Linked DNA regions of Mus musculus: region 2 is linked to region 1. The links are chromatin loops, found by intact Hi-C in ENCODE. Cell type or tissue: left cerebral cortex. All regions are shown on one strand. Each heading gives the region's core, and the rest is flanking DNA. Links, peaks and the distances in the headings are about the cores only.

Region 1 (8,336 bases), core at 297-8,296:
TAATCCCATCAAGGAAGCCATGCCTTGGAGACCTAATGTCCTCTATAAGTTTTCACCTGCTAATTCCATGACTTTGAAGGATTTTAGCCTAAGAACTTGAGGGGGCTGGTGGAATTGGGTACAAACACTGAGATCACAGCAAAGAGAAGAGCTTCACACTCCAGCAATGCCTTTGAAGGTCACCAATGTCACTTAGGTAATTTCTCCCTTCTCTTCCCATTGTAGCCCCAATGAATGTCAAATTTTTAGAAGATGACAGCACAAATTCAGGAAAGGATGGTAGATATTGAATCAAACATCAAAGCATAGAAGAAATGTGATGTTAGTCATGTAAATCTGACTCCACCAGAAAGGGTTTGTTGTTTTTGTTCTTTTGTTTTTTGTTTTTTGTTTTTTTTTCTCTACTCACTACAATATTCTCACTGCTTCAGGCAGGTACCCATTACACAGAATATAATTAAATGAACAAATGACATCAGCAGACAGGGCAAGGAGACAGGAGTGGGACACATGTGGGGCTCAAATCTCATGGAAATAAACCTTCTCCTTCCCCATAGATCTGAAAGATATTTTTAAAACAATAATGAGACATTCTAGAGCAAATTGTTTTATTTGGCAATTTTGCCCCTTTTAGCCATCATGGAAGTATCTGTGCCTCAACAAAAAGAATGGTACTAGCTACTCATGCTCAGTGACCATGGGCTGGGTCCTAAGCCCCACACAGTTTCATTTCACCCCAGTTCTCAAACTATTGACTGCTGTGGAAGATTTTGTGTTGATTTACTGATATCTCCCTCCATCCTATATGTCTCTCTCCTCTCTCTCTCTCTCCCTCCCCCTCGCCTTCCCCCTGTTGATCAACTTTTCTTCTCTGAGTGATTTAGTTTCCACATCTATAAGAGGATGATAATAACACTTAACTGGTGCATTGAGGCTAAGTGGGATAATGACTCTTCACACTCGGCACAGTGTCTGGAACCCACTCCCTGGTTAACAGTGTGTGTGGTAATTGTACTACTCTTTGCTACTGGCATTGCAAATGCTAGGTGAAGTCTTTGTGTTGCGCTTTGCACACTGTCAGCAAGGATGACAGTCTCTCATGCCCATTTTCTGCCAGGTCGACTTGGACTTGGCAAATTCAGGGGGTGGCTTCTTTCTAAATTCAGGAGTCTGGATTTTTATCCCATGACTAACTGACGATTGACATGCCTCACTTTCTGCTCTCTCTCTCTCTCTCTCTCTCTCTCTCTCTCTGTGTGTGTGTGTGTGTGTGCAAGTGTGTGCATGTGTGTGTGAATGTGTGTCTGTGTGTGTCTGTGAATGTTCATGTGTGTGTGTGTGCATGTGAGGGTGTGTACAGACAAGCCAGAGGTTGTTGCCAGGTGTTTTCTTCTATCATTCTCCTCCTTATTTCTGAGACAAGGTTTCTCAGTAAATCTTGAGTTCACCATTTTGGCTAGATTAGCAGCCACCTAGACCCTCCTGTCACCACTTCCGCAGAGCTGGGATTACAGACATGTGCCACCACACCTGTCTTTTCACATGTGTGCTCAGGAATCTGAGCTTGGGTCCTCATGTTTGCATGGTGAGCACTTGATTGAGCCATCTCCCCGGCCCCCACTTCCCATTCACCATGGCCAGCACTTGCCCAACCTTGATTCCTGAGATCTTAAAGGTACATGGTGACTTCTCAGATGAAGAAGATGTCATAAACCCAGTACTGTGTGGAAATGAAGAACATAGATTAACACTCTATGCTCTGAGTCTAACAGTATTTCTCCTCCTTGAGAAAATTTGAACCAAATAGTATATTACATACATGTGTATGTGAGTGTGTATGTATCTGACAAATATATATGTATATGAAGACATGTAATAGTAATATGTAAAATGTAATAGTAATATGTAAAAGACATGTATATGTATGTGACAGATGTATACATATATATGACAGAAGAATAATTGACCTAGAAGCCAAAACATCACCCTGATCTACCAAGAAAGCTGACACTGGAAGAGAGGCTGACACGAGAGGACTTCCTAATCCTGAATTCTAGAATGAGGCAAGTTAACCACCATAGTCCAGCCTGTGGGGATGCAGATATGCTATCAAAGAGCTGTTGCTTCCATGGGCACAGACCTCTGCTTCTACTATAAGTATCTTCAACTATTGTGATTAAGAAACTTGCCCTGCCAAATTAAGGTGAAGGGGCTGTCCATTGAGAGGAATATGCAATCAGTATGGCCTACTATCATTTCCTAGGTTAAGGAATAGTGTTTCCATTTCGGATATGGACACACACACACACACACACACACACACACCTTAAACCCCTTTAACCTTGATTTCCATTAACCATAGAAGTAGTAGAGAAAAAGTGCAGGGAACATGGGCGGGGAGCCACTCCTCCTCTTCCCTGGTGTGCTCCCACATGCAGTACTTCCTCTCGAAGTCTCAGAGGGAAACAGAAGTGCCAGGGAATATAGTAGATGCCTTTGGGCACCTATGACCTGAGAACCTGCAATTATCCCATAGGTCCTTCAGTGGGCTTCTGTTTCTTAGCAAATATGTTAGATAGCATTGCCCATCTTTTCTCCCGGTGTCCCTCTCCTCCCCTCCTCTTCCTTCCCTTCTCTTTCCCTACCCTTCCCTCCATTTTCTTTCTTTTCTTTTCTCTCCTCTCCTTTCCCCTCCTTCTCTTTCCCCTCCCTCCCTTCTCTCCCTTCCCATCCCCTCCCCTTCCTTCTTCTCCCTTCCCCTTCCTTCTTCTCCCTTCCCCTTCCTTCCTCTCCTCTCCCCTTCCTTCCTCTCCCCTCCCCTTCCTTCCTCTCCCCTCCTCTTCCTTCCTCTCCCCTCCCCTTCCTTCCTCTCTCCTCCCCTTCCTTCCTCTCCTCTCCCCTCCCTTCCCTTCCATCCCCCACTCCATTTTTCTTCCTTTCTTTTCTCTCCTCTCCCCTCTCCCCCTTCCTCTCCCCCTTCCCTTCCCTTTCTCTCCCTTCCCTTCTCCTCCTCTCCTCTTTCCTTCCTACCTACCTTTTCTCTTATCTCCCTTCCACATTTCTTTCCCCCACCCCTCCCTTCCACGCTTTTCTTGTCAAGGTTCTATAAGCAGGACTAGCTGACACGCTGCCAGAGAGGCACCAAGGTGAATTAACACAGATTCCCTTAAGGGAAAATGTAAAACTGCTAATAACTTGTTTGCAGAGCTAGGCGGGGTGGAAAGTGTAAGCTGAAAGCCTCCTGCGAGCTCCAGCTTGCTTTCAGGGGAGAAGATGTCCTCTGTGTTCCAAGATGTAATTTCTCCTGCACCTGCCAGCAGGCCGTGGGCGGAGCTCACTGGTTCTCATCCTCCAGTTTCAGCGCCTCTGGAGAAGCCACAAGGCTGAGTCTCCTATCTTTCCTGGGGTCTGAGACTGTTAGCTGTTGAGTGTTCTCTCTTGCAGCAAGATCTCACAAAGCAAGAGATGTCAAAGGCAGGTAGGCAGTGTGGCTGAGTGTGTAGGGCATGAAGATCCCTGGGCAAACCCCTGGGAGATCACAGTCATTTAAGTACTCAATCCACGTCAGAGCCCCTAGGACATCAAAGGTAACATTGACCCACTCATCTATGATTGTCTGTCTCCCCCCAAAAGACATGAGGCCTCATACATACATGTCATTTGAAGCATACATGAGCCCTTGAAACACCCATGCCAAGAGCAGTGCTTACAGCATAATAATCAGAAAAAATGAATTTGCTAGACCAAATGTGTGTTGGGGGGGGGGCACTTCCAGCATTCACGTAATAGAAAAGGACACAGACTCACAAAGTGACCGAACAGCTTGCTTGTCTCACAAGGCACAGGCTCAACCCAAATTGAACCAGCTGCATTCTTCGTCTTCACTGACTCAGATCTTAAACACACACACACACACACACACACACACACACACACACACACACACACAAACACTATTTGAGGGAAGACTTTCCTGGTCAGTGGTGGGAAACTCCATAACCCATGAGTAGGCAGTGTCTCACATTTCCTCCCCCTCTTCCTCAACACCACTCCCAGCCCAGCCTGAAATCCTTCATCAAGACCAATCAGCACATATCTGTTTCACTGTTAGGGCTGCATGAGGGCAGGATTCTCGTCTGCTGTGCTCACTGTGCCAATGCGCGGAGTTATTACTATAACTAGTTATACTATAACTAGTATAGTACTAGTCACGGTGCTGGGTGTTGAAGGAGTGAGGAGGACTGGGGTAACGCCCCCCCCCTTTAAGGACAGTTTTCATAGGTTGGAGGCAACCCCAGTAAGTAGCAAGAAGGAAAGAGAACACTAAATTTGTGCTCTCAGCCACCAGCTTTGTTTTGCCCCTTATCTGTGTGACTTTAAGAAAGTTTGCTTGAGTCTCAGTTCTTCCGCTCAGCGATACTGGCTGTGTGGCTGTGAGGTATGGTTTCCCTACAATCAATATGTGTCTGGCACATAGTAGGGATCCAATAAATGTGATGTCTCTCTCACTGTCAGAACCTGAATCTGAGAAGCCAAGGAAAAGAGGAAGCCTCTTGGAAAAGAGGCTAAGCTAAGAAGGTAGAAAGGAGAAGAAAAGGGCAGCAGGCTAGACCGCTGGTGAGAGAGAACCTCCGTGGCTTGTCTGGTCTGAACTGTACCATGAGCTGCACCGGAAGTGCTGTTAACCAGGAAGATGGTGAGATCGTCCCTGGAGACAGGGTGCAGGTCGAGAGGTACTTCCTCAGCAAGAGTAAGGCGAATCTCTCTGAGTCCTGGTCACGTAAAAATGGGATGCTTCCTGGCCCTCCCGCTCAGTGGGTGGAGCTGTCACATGACCAGGTGAAAAGCTAGTTGAAAGCACACAATGCTGGCTGGCAGCGGGAGCTGTGTTCTCCCACAGGATCCAACCACAGTGCTCATTTGCAGGCTCCCTTGGATTCCTCTGCGAGCAGGGCAGAACCATAGGAGAGAACAGCCGCAGAGGGATGGGAGCTTGTTGCCTGGCTCCAGGCTCCTCTGCCAGCGCTCCCTGTCCACAGTTGTAGCCGAATGACTGAAGACCCAGCCTGGTTGTCAGATCTGGCGTCTTGTCTCACTGCTGTACCTAACTGGTTAAGATAACTCTCTAAACGTCTGTAAGTTCAGTTTTACTGTGAATAAAAACGAGCATCCTAACAATAGCTCCTGATTTTATTGCTGATGCTTAATAAATAATATTCTCGCTGCTGGAGGCAAAATATTCTGCTTCAAATAGCCGACCTTCTACAGAGAGGGTTGAAAGAATAGTAGTATTTAGAGTAGATAGGGCATATTAGCTGTGGTAAATACTGAGGAAGGAAATAGAGGTAGGAAAGGCGATAAGTGCTGGTGCAGTAGAGAATATGTTTTCAGAATTGGTGAGGAGAGGAGACATGCTGTTGTCGTCTTCGTAGTAGTAGTCGTTGTCGTCTTCGTCGTTGTCATTGTCATTGTGGTGTCATCGTTGTCGTTAGTGCTAATGATTAAAGAAGACATTGGACAAGAGTTGCACCACTGAGCTACGTCCATATAGCTGACCTGGGCTATAACAATTCTCCTGCCTTTGATTTCCAAGTGCTGGCATTAAGACAAGAATCATTATGACTGGCATTGGAAACTTCTAATGGCGACCTTGAGGAGAAAAGGAACTCGGCTCTGGCCTGAGTTCAAGCTCCATTTATGCCACATGAGCAAGTCAGTGTATCATCTTGTGACTTTGTGTCCTTTTTCATCAACTGAGCACTAGGGGCGGGGATCGTTTTTGAAGTATTATTTCATGAGTATTTTCTAAGCACCACAAGGCAGCCTCTGCCCTTGGCACAAGTGTTGCCAAGGTGAACGTGAAATCTAAGGCTTTGGATTGGTTACGTTTCAAATTGCTGTGACCGTATGCATGACAAGAAGCATCTTGAAGGAGAATGGCTTGCTTTGACTCACAGGTTGAAGGGATCAGCCCATCACTGTGGGAAAAGAATAATATAGGCAGAGGCATGAGGTGGTGTGTCCTGCTGCATCTACAGTCTAGAAGCAGAGAGTTAAGCAGCAAATGGGGCTGAGTAATGGAACCTCAAGACCCTCCTACTCCCTCTGGTGAGGCTCCGTCTCCTAAAATCTCTCACGCTCCCCAAACTGTACCACCCGCTTGGGACCAGGTATTCACATGCATGAGTGTATGGGGGAGAGGAGCATTTCACTTTCAAACTGTCACATGGTACGCGTGCTCTTTGGACCTCGCATTCAAGGGAGGAAATGGGTTGGCTAACGCAAGCCACTATCTTTGATTGACCTAAGAGCTCCGAAATGAATTGAACATGTAAATGTCAACAAGTGGGAAGTTACTCTTACTAACTTTTTGGCAGATGCTGGGGATAGAACCCACTGCTTTGTGCATGATAAGTCAGCCCTCTGCTGCTGAGCAACACTGTCCTGGAGGGTAACTGTTTTCAGTACAGTCATACCTTGCTCTGTGACATTGCCTCTGTGAATCAGGGCTGTGAAGATGTAGTGTCAGGCTTGAACAGGAAGCCACCAGCCACTGGGGAGCTGCAGGAGCAGTACCAGGCATGACAGGGACCAGAGATTTTCCTCTGGAGCCTTGAGGAAAGCCTCCTAGCCCCGCCCAGTCTTAGTGATTGTAGCCTGTGAAGTCAGAAACTGTGTGAAAGCATTGTTCCAGACTAGCATAAGTGGGCTGTCATCGTCAGTCACTTCTGTCACCACATACTTTTAGAAACTTTCTTGGCTTGGTGGGTTTTGTACTATCTGCCATCAGAAAGGTCTACTTCCCAGGAGTCTTCCTTTGGCCATTACCGTATTCCTTCCCTGCTAGATCTCAACCCTTTGATTTCCTGGACCCCCATGGCATCCTAAACTTCGTCCTTAAGCTTGGCTTTCCAGTCTCAGTGACTCCTACTACAGGCCTGACTGTGTTTCATTAGCAAGCACTTTACACCACTGTCAGGCCACTGATGGAGACTGTTGATGAGAGAAGATCAGCCCCTAACATTCCCCCACCCCCAGTCCCTCCCTGGGGTGACCTCAGTCTATTGTGCGGCTTTGTTTATCATCTTTTAATCATTACAACTGTTAGTCTCTAACCTGATCTTAACAGGTTCTTCAAGGGACAGCAGACAGTCATGCTGAGACTTGATGACAAGATTAGGTAAACCTGCTTTGTTGGAGGAATCTGTGTCCAGGCTGGCCTTGGAGAAACTTAAGTCTCAGAATACAGTGGTGGTGGTGTACACCTCTAATCCTAGCCCTCGGGAGGCAGTGGATCTCTGAGCTGGAGGCCAGCCTGGTCTATAGAGTGAGTTTCAAGATAGCCAGGGCTACACAGACAAACCCTGTCTATGAAAAATCAAAACAAAACAAAACAAAAAAATTGCTCAGTTCCTTCTTGGCCCCTGTGAATGCCACTTGCTCTGAGCCTCTGACTAGTGGCTGCTGCCTATGGCTAACTCTGGTCATCACAGGAACTTGCTGTTTTTAATCTGCTGTCCTTCTGATTATGATCTTTGCCTTCTAAAGCTCTATAATGATTAATCTTCATAATCAACTCGGTCTAAGTTCCTAGCAGACTAGTCCTCTCCTAGGTAACAACTGCAAAACCTGTATAAAATTAAGAAGCAAAGCCAGATACAATGAAACACGCACATACATATGCTCACACACATGACACACATTTATATGAGCACACACACACACATGCATATGCCCACACATTACACACACATGTGTATGTGCACACACATATGCCCACACACATGACAAACATGTATATGTGCACACACACACACATATGCCCACACACATGACAAACATATATATGTGCACACACACACATATGCCCACACACATGACAAACATGTATATGTGCACACACACACATGCATATGCCCACATATTACATACACATGTGTATGTGCACAAACACACACACACACACACACACACACACACTCATATATGCACATTGATGGTTAATCTTCATTGTCAACCTGTTGGGATTTAACATCACCATGAAAACGCACCTCTGGGGTGTGTCTGAAGTTGTTTCTAAAAAGATTTAACAGGGCAGGGAACACTCTGAATGCTGGCTGCACCATCCTATGGGTTGAGGTCTGAATAAAATAGAGAGAGTGAATAGAAGACCAACATTTGTGTCTTTTTCCTCCTGCAAATGATCAGCTGCCTCCTTCTCTGATGGACCTTCCTGCCCTGATGACCTGTCCTCTTAAACAACAAGCCAAGATAAGCCGTTCTTTATGTTGCCTTTGTCAAGCATTTTGTTACAACAAGACATGGGTGCGGGTGAC
Region 2 (8,336 bases), core at 261-8,260, 450 kb before region 1:
AATGAAAAGTGAGGAGTGCCAACTTATGAGAGTGTTGGGAGGGTGTGATAGGGCAGTATGTATGATGGATTTCGGGCTGGAGTGTAGCTCAGTAGGAGATGGCTTGCTTAGTATTTCTGAGTCCTTAGGGTCCAGCCTCACCTGGGTTCTATTTCTAGTGCCAAGCACACACACACAATCTATTTAACTCAAAGCCTAGCTGGAGGGAACTGGTCTTCAATATTATTTAATAGAATATTAAAACTCAGGGAGTTGATCTCTCCTGATGGATGTGAAGTGAGTGTTAGGTAGTAAGGGGCCAGAACTTGACCCAGCTCTTGCCAAAGAGTAAAGTTCCAGGGAGCAACTGCATGGTTGATGTCTCTGCTCTTGGCTCCTACATATCCCGGGTTTTCTCTCAGATGTCTACCACATTGAATTAGAACAACACGAATGTCTCTCTCTCTTCTAATCTACAGATTACATAAAGAGAAGGACAAGCTCCCTTCTCTGATAGTTAAATGAGATATGGCATTTCACATTTTGCATGAGCAAGCCTGTACGAATGAGGCGCAGAGGCAGGGCACCAGAGGCAGGAAGGACAGTGTGAGTCCCGGACTGTTTGAAAGGAACAGGTAATAGATCAGCCATGTAAGAACCCTGGGGCCCAGGGAGGGAAGTGCGTGGACTGAGATAGACCAGCGAGGACAAGTGACCTGAGATCGTGAAAACTTGATGATCCCAGATCACACTGGGAAACCGTTTCTGCTTTTTCAAATGCCTATAATGGGAGGTGAAAAGAAATCCTGGTCTCTAGAGGACATTGTAGGGATGAGGCCAGCTTGTTGTGGCTACCATCACACTGTCCAGGACCCCACTGTCCTGTCACTACTACATATAGGAGCAGACTCCTGAAGGACATATCTGTTCAGCTATTAATCATAATAGAAGATATATACTTGGTACTTATGACAGTCAGGTGTTTTTGCTAGACATTTTTGTTGGTCTTGGTAACATCCCTACAACTAAGAGTTCTTACCACTCTTGTCTAACTGTGACAGTCTGAGGCTTATAGGTGCTAAGTAAATGACCTGTCCAAGGTCACATAGGTAGGAGCTGGCAGAGCCTGTATTGACTCTAGAGCTGAGGCTGTTCACACTCTTGGCATGATCTTTTTACGTCCCTCAGAGGTATATGGTAAAACCTTAACACTTGGGGTGATGGTAGTAAGAATTAATGCTTGAAGAGGTGACTGTGTCATGAAGGTGAAACCCTCTGAGAATAGTGCCCTTCCAACAAGGCCCTGAAGAGGTAATTTGCTTCTATTGTGCAAACACAGCTGGAAGACATGATTTATGAAACAGAGTAGGCCCTCTCTAGATGCCAAATCCTCTGGTGACTTAAGCTAGGACTTCCAAGCCTCCAGAACCGGGAAGAAAAAGATCTTTAAATCAGGTACTCAGTTTATGATATTTATTATATCAGCTTGTGTGCAAGACTTGAAGACTGCTTTCCCATCTGCCAAATTATGTTTCATTATTGCCTTGCCCTCTTCTTGGCAGCAGAGGCAGAGGCAAGGACTGAGTACCCATGCTTCCTTTGGGAGCGACATAGTCTGGATAGGAAGAAAGGGACTCAGTGGGTGAGAGGAGAGGCAAGGTGGGAGTGTCCCTGTCGTGAGTCACCACTTGAGGAAGGGTGATGAAGGGTATTGAGGGTTAAAGCAAGGCTGTCTGTGATGATATGGATGGTGACCTCGAGTAGGGTGTGTCTAATCCTACTTCCTGTTATCCATGAATGGCATGCTACCTAGACCAGAAGTCCCTCCAGATGTTATTAAGTATTTTGTAATAACAAGCTCACACTAGAATATCTAAGTAGGCCTTACATCTAATGCCAAGAGATCTACAGGATAGATGGACAGACAGAAGAGGAAGCTCGCTTAAAAAAGGCAAGAAAGTGAATCGCCCTTAACCCATGGGTCCCGACCCCTTTGGTGGTCAAATGACCCTTTCACAGGGGCCACCTAAGACCACTGGAAAACAGGTATTTGCGTTACGATTCATAACAGTAGCAAAATTTCAGTTAGGAAGTAGCAATGAAAATGATTTAATGGCCTAGCGGGGGGTGACCCTTTAATACACCATGAAGAGATGTATTAAAGGGTCACAGCATTAGGAAGGCTGAGAACCATTGCCCTAGAACCTACAGGAAGTGTGGTGCTGCTCACATGCTGATGCTGGTACTTTGGGCTTAGAAACCCTAGAGAGAGTAAGTTTCTGTTTAAAGTCATCCTGTTTGGGCCACCCTGCTTTAATGGCCTCCAGAAATCAGTCTCATGTATTCGGTCATGTGAGATGGCTTCACACAGTCTATTCTAAGAAGCAGTGAATCTCCTCTTTGCTTGGGGTGAAATTGCTCCACAAAGGAGTTACTTTCTCTCCCATGCAGCTGGCCGCTGCAGGGCTTGGGTGGGAACTACTTGAAAAACATGAAGCTGTATCCCTAGGTGAAGAGCTCATACATGGCCACAATAGCAGGTCACAGGGCTAGGGGCTCTGAGCCCATAGCATCTGATCAGCCCTAGGTGCTGAAGGCTGCCCAAGGCTAGGTAGAATTCATGGGTCCCAATAGCCACAGGTTCAATAAATAGTGAGATATTCCCATAGTACCAAGGACACTCCAAGAGGGGCAAAAAGAAACCCATAATTGATGCCATTTTAAAAACCCTCTTCCAGCCATTTCAGCCCCAATGGTTCTGTGGAGAATCCACCAGTTGCTGCTTCTCCAGTGTGCAGTCATCTCCGCTGACTAAGCCTGCAGGCCAGCTCTTTGGGCAACCTACCCCAGGCCTGCTCCTTTGACTTAGTTTGTCTTAAAGTATGACAGAAAGGCTTAGGATTTGCCAGCTTCTCTGACAGGACAGGGTGGTCTTGGGCTACAATAACATGGGCCAGTTGTGCATTGTAGCAGTCCTGTCTTGAAGCCGCACAGGAGAAACTCCCCATCTCTGACCCCCGCTTCTTTCCCAGGACGCAGTAGCATTTCCTGTTTGTGTGCATGGGGCCAATGCATATGAAGAAACCAAAATAATTGTGAAGGAGACATGGGCTCAGGAGTCCTGGGCTGCAGGACCAGTAGCAGAAGCTACCTACCTTGATCTTGCAGAGAAGTGGATTGGTTTGCTAAGGCCACCTAACAAAATACCACAGACTTGATGTCTTGTTATCAAATACATTTTCTCACTGGCTAGAGATTCAAGATCAAGTTGGAACAGGTTTGGTGTCTTCTGAAGTCTTTCTGTCCTCTTGCTGTGTCCTCATGGGGATCTTTATACACACATAGCCCTGATGTCTGTGTGCTCAGATTTATTCTTTTGATAGGGACAGCAGTCAGAGTTGGTTAGGACTGAGTTAATAGTATGTGCCCGCTTAAGTAGACCATGAGACACCCTCCTATCTGATCTATCTTCTTCTGGAGTTCCTCGGGAGGCTACTTTTGCATCAGCTTGGCATTCACATTAGGAGACAGAGGGAAGCTGGTTTCTCCTCCTGTTGTGGGTGGCTCTCATTCAACCAATTGAAAGCCTGAGACCAAAAAAAAGTTGTTTTCTTCTCTGAATAAGAAAGAATTCTTCCTGGAGGCTGGCCTTTTCTCCAGGTTCTTGGCTTGTGCTAACCTTGGAACTCTCAAGGAAACATCAGCTCTCCCCAAGCCTCTACCTGGCAGCCCTCAGGCTCGCACGTACACAGTTATTTCCCTTTGGTATCCGGCCCTTTGCTTGGATTGAAGCTCTCCTGTCAGCCTCCCGTCTCCAGCTTACCCTGCAGCTCTTCAGCCTTGAGATTTTGCTGGTCTCTCTAACTGTCTAAGCCAATTGCCTCAAGCGTATTTGTGTGTGTGTGTGTGTGTGTGTGTGTGTGTGTGTGTGTGTGTGTGTTCATGTCCTTGTGTCATGGGTGCATCCTATTGATTCTCTTTCCCTGGAGAATCCTGTTCAACCAGGTGCCAACTCAAGAGTCTTTTGATTTAATCACCTGGGTTTCCAAAATACACTCTTGGATAGTGGGAGTTTGGGCTCTGATACCTGAACTCGGACAGGATCCAACTTGGTTCCTAACGACCATCAGAGAATCCCCTCTGTCCTTGGCATTGCTCTTTGCTGCAGGGAGTGTTCTTGACTGCTGACTTAGAGTGAAAACTCACTAAGTTGCTTAGCCCATGAGAAGATGAGAAGGCGTTGGGACTCTATTCCTCCAGAGCAAGCTATAGTTCCTCCTATTTTCAAAGGATCTGGAACCCATGGGCTAATGTGGATATCAATGATGTCAAGGTGGTGGCTAACTTTGGGGCCTCTCCCCACCACACCTTAGTTTGTGCACTTCCAGATGCCTTTAAAATAGTGCCATTCACCCTTGCTGTGAAGGTCATCCAGACAGGGAGGTGTCATTTGGCTTGGAGTGGGGGTGGGGTGACCCCACAGCCACAGAACTTTCCAGCTGAACCTATTGAAATGTCCTGACTGCTACCCAGCCAATGTCAGCTGCTAATTTGGAAGAATTAATGCAGTAATAATTGGGCCATATTCACAAGCACTAATTTCTTTCACTATACCAAATCAAGACTCACAATGGTTTCAAAATAAACATGCCATTCCCAAGAGGTTGAGTCCCCCACACCAGCAGCTGGATCCTGAATGGCTCTGGAAGTGTCTGGGTGGCCCAGTGATGGGACTCAGTCCTCAGTGTGATCACTTTGGATCTGACTGGACCTGGCCATATTTTAAAGAGGAAGAAGAGGCTGAACCTTGTATCTGGGCAGCATCCAAGGATGGCCCCACAGGGAGAACCCTTTTCAGGGGTCTTTGTCTCCACAGTAGGTGCGGTACTTGTCATTCTTGTCTCCGGGGAAGCTGTTACTGTTCCAGTCTTGTTGAGGGGAGCCTGGAGTGCCACTGCAGAGTCACTGGAGCTAGAGGCCCTGAGAAAGCAGATTCATACACTCCCAGGTCAGCTGGCAATTAAGCCTAGAAGGAAGTATCTAACAGACTCTCACATGCAAGCAAACAGGAAAACCAAAGAGAGGAGGACAAGCGAGCCGGTGTGCTCATCTATGCTGGGCTTGTGGGGGAGGCTGCAGATCTCAGATGCTGATAAGCAAGGATGGACCAGATGGGTGAGTGATGCTAAGTAAGGAGTGTGTGCACGCGTGTGTGCCTGTGTCCGTGCATCTGTGTGCATATATGTGTGTGCCTGCGTGTGTGTGTGTGTGTGTGTGTGTGTGTCTGCACACTCACGACATGGCTCTGCAAGTACAATATGAAACTGGCTGGTGGAGACTGAAGATGTCCTGTCATTCTCACTAAGAAATGTTCTATGTAAAGTCACAGAGGTCATAATTTCTCTGCCCTCTTCCCTCCCACACATCCATGCTCATTTTGTGAGCATCTTCTCAGGCCAAGCCCTAGTATTGATGCTGGGGACCAGAGCAGACATAGCTCTTGTCTTTATCCTCCTCCCCTGCTGGGTATTTCTCTCCTCCCTTCTGCCTCCTCTGTTTCTCCCTATCCCCTCTAGGGTTAAAATCTCCATGACTATTGTGAGAAACTTAATATTCTGCCCAGTGGCGTCACTGCTTCCGGAACTCTCATTAGTTAATCTCCAAGTAAGTAACTCAGGATAGAATCCTACCTATTTCTCCCATCACTTCCGTGTGTAAACACAGGAGGGTCTCCCACCCTGAGATGTGGCTCCCTAATTTGTTGCCTAGCACCCCACTCAGGCTTATAACATCAGTGTCTTATAAGACTTCTTCCAAATTCCCTCCTCTTCCTTCCTCTGCTTATCCTGTCAATCAGGATGAAAGAAATTAAGTTGTGTGAGTCTGGGCATCTCCCTGTGGTACCAGCTCATAGCCCCAGAACTGTGGGCAAGCTTTTAGGTCTCCATGTTGCCTGGGTCTGGACTCAGATGCAGAGAGCCATGCAGGATGAGACTTCCAAACCACCTTCCACTCTCAGGAGCAACGACATTGCACATGGTGCACTGGCTGTACACTGCACAGTGAGCACAGCCGAGGGGCTCCTGCGTGTAACACTCCCCTGCTCACAGCCCCCAGCCATGGGCTCTGTGCAGAGCTGGGGTTTGTCCCCACGGAAGAAGGATTTTGCTGTTATACCTGAACCATGCTGTTGACCCTGAGTACACATCTGGGTAGAAGGGACACCTGTTTTCAAATTCATAGAGGAGCTATATCTGTCAACTCTGATTAGAACAAAATTGCAAACTGACTTTTAAACATTTTTTTTGTGCGTGAAAATGTTAGTTTCAGGGTCTATTTTAGAATCATCATGGAGTTAGTGCTATTTCTTTTCTATTTGATCCCAGACCTTATTCTTGTGTGTCTGCTAGGCCCTTGGGACTGCAAGAGAGAGCTAGTGTATCCCTATCTTGGCAGTGGTTAGCTATTCTTACCACAATGACTTTGGCCCTGGCGATGTGATGTTTTGGTTAACAGATTGTGGGCAGCCAAGGTGTAGTAATAATACACTTTTAAAATCCCACCCAGCACTTGGAAGGCCTAAACAAGTGGCTCACTTCTAGCTAGCTTTAGGATAGCTTAGGCTATATAATGAGTTCAAGGCTAACCTGAGCTACATATTGAGAACCTGTCCAAAAAAACAAAACAAAACAAAAAACAAAAACAAAACAGAACAAAACAAACCAAAATAAAACCAGGAAATAAAGTCAACAGAGTGGTAACATGCTAGTTATAAACTGAGGCTACTTGAATCATGGTTCATCCTGCCAGCCTTCCTATGGTCTGCCTTCTACAGTGAGCGTGCCCTCAGTTGTTACCCTTTAAAACCAGACAGGAACAGAACACCTGAGCCTGACTCAGAGCTTGGAGGCCAGACAGAATGGCCAACAGTAGCTGACTGTAGCCAAACCACAGCGAAAAAACAAGTGCCCGTGACCCAGGACTGTTTGGTACGCAGTCCTATCACAGTAACGGTTAGCATCTGTATTGCCAAGGAAAGGGTCTCATGTAACCCAGGCAGGCTTGAACTTGCTATAGAGTGACCTTGAACTCCTGGCCTTCCCATCTCAACTTTTCAAATGGCAGGATTGCCTCGGTCTACCACCATGCTTAGGTTTGCCTAATTTGAAAACACAAAAAAGTCTCTGTCGTGCCCTCTGGGAAGCCACATGTGCCATTGCAAGGTGGCGCTGGCTACCACTGGCCACCACGCATAAGTTTGGGCAAACAACCAATGTGTACATATGCAGTAAAGTTTTTTGCCAAGACACTGCCTGGCCTGGGCATGATAATGAGGTTCTGAGAGTATAACCAATCAGATGTGAGACATGCAAATGAGGTATGTTAATGAGGTTCTGTGAGGTACTGAGAGAGAATAACCAATCAGATGAGGAACATGCAAATGAGGTATAGTGCATAACCAATCCGGGTGTGAGACATGCCTCTCCTAGGCCTATATAAGCAGCACCAGTTCTGGGCTCGGGGTCTCTTCGCCTCTGCAATCAAGATCTCCCATTAAACGTGTGCAGAAGGATCCTGTTGCAGTGTCGTTCTTGCTGGCGAGTTGGGTACACGCAAGAGTGCCCTAAGGTGTATTTCTATTCTATATAAAAGAAAATAATAACGGGTTAAATGACTTGAATGGACTAATATCTGGTATATCCAGCATTAATGCCCATATTACCTCATTCTACAGCTTGCTACCTTTCTGCCTTTCTCACGTTGTTCGGGCCATTTTGTTCCTAAAGATATTTTAAGTAAGTAATTTATTGTTTGGTTTTATTTTTTTAAGTGTGTATATGTGTACATCTGTGTAAGGGTATGTGCAAATATACTACATGTATGCATGTGTACACATGCGCTGCTTGTACATGTTTGTGTGGATGCATGTGCATATTCACAGCATGTATATGTTTTTATGGACTCGTGCATATGTTTTACATGTATATGTTTATGTGGATGCATGTGTATATGTGATGGATGTACTTGTTTGTGTGGATACATGTGCATATGTGTTGCATGTATGTGGATTCATGGGTATATGTGTCCTATGTATTTTTGTGGATGCATATGCATATGCACCAAATGTACATGTTTGTGTGGACACATGTATGTATGTGCTGCATGAGCAGACCAGAAGGTGTCGTCATCCTCTCTCACCATCCACTTTACTCTTTTGAGACAAGGACTCACTGCACTGAAGCCCGTTACATTCACCGAGCTGGGTGATCAATGAGTGTCAGGAGATCTGCCCGTCTCTGCCTCCCCAGCCAGGGGTCATGCGTTGCATGCCTCTGCTGGCTTTTACATGGATACTG

Evidence for each region. Peaks named below come from ENCODE experiments on the same cell type or tissue, not always from the same donor. Only the 100,000 strongest peaks of a DNase experiment are listed, where the experiment ranks them.
Region 2: it touches region 1 in a loop (2.6-fold over the local background); 5 of 42 quality-filtered maps call a loop at or near these places.

Annotation. Positions count from the first base shown.
Region 1 is chr5:75,384,611-75,392,946 of GRCm38, reverse strand. No RefSeq gene overlaps it. Among named protein-coding and RNA genes, the nearest start is that of Gm24502, 170 kb to the left of the region's middle. In left cerebral cortex, for the core only: no CTCF peak of the experiment used is centred there; DNase peaks (open chromatin) are centred at 3,313 and 4,867.
Region 2 is chr5:75,837,373-75,845,708 of GRCm38, reverse strand. No RefSeq gene overlaps it. Among named protein-coding and RNA genes, the nearest start is that of Gm32727, 140 kb to the left of the region's middle. In left cerebral cortex, for the core only: no CTCF peak of the experiment used is centred there; a DNase peak (open chromatin) is centred at 5,062.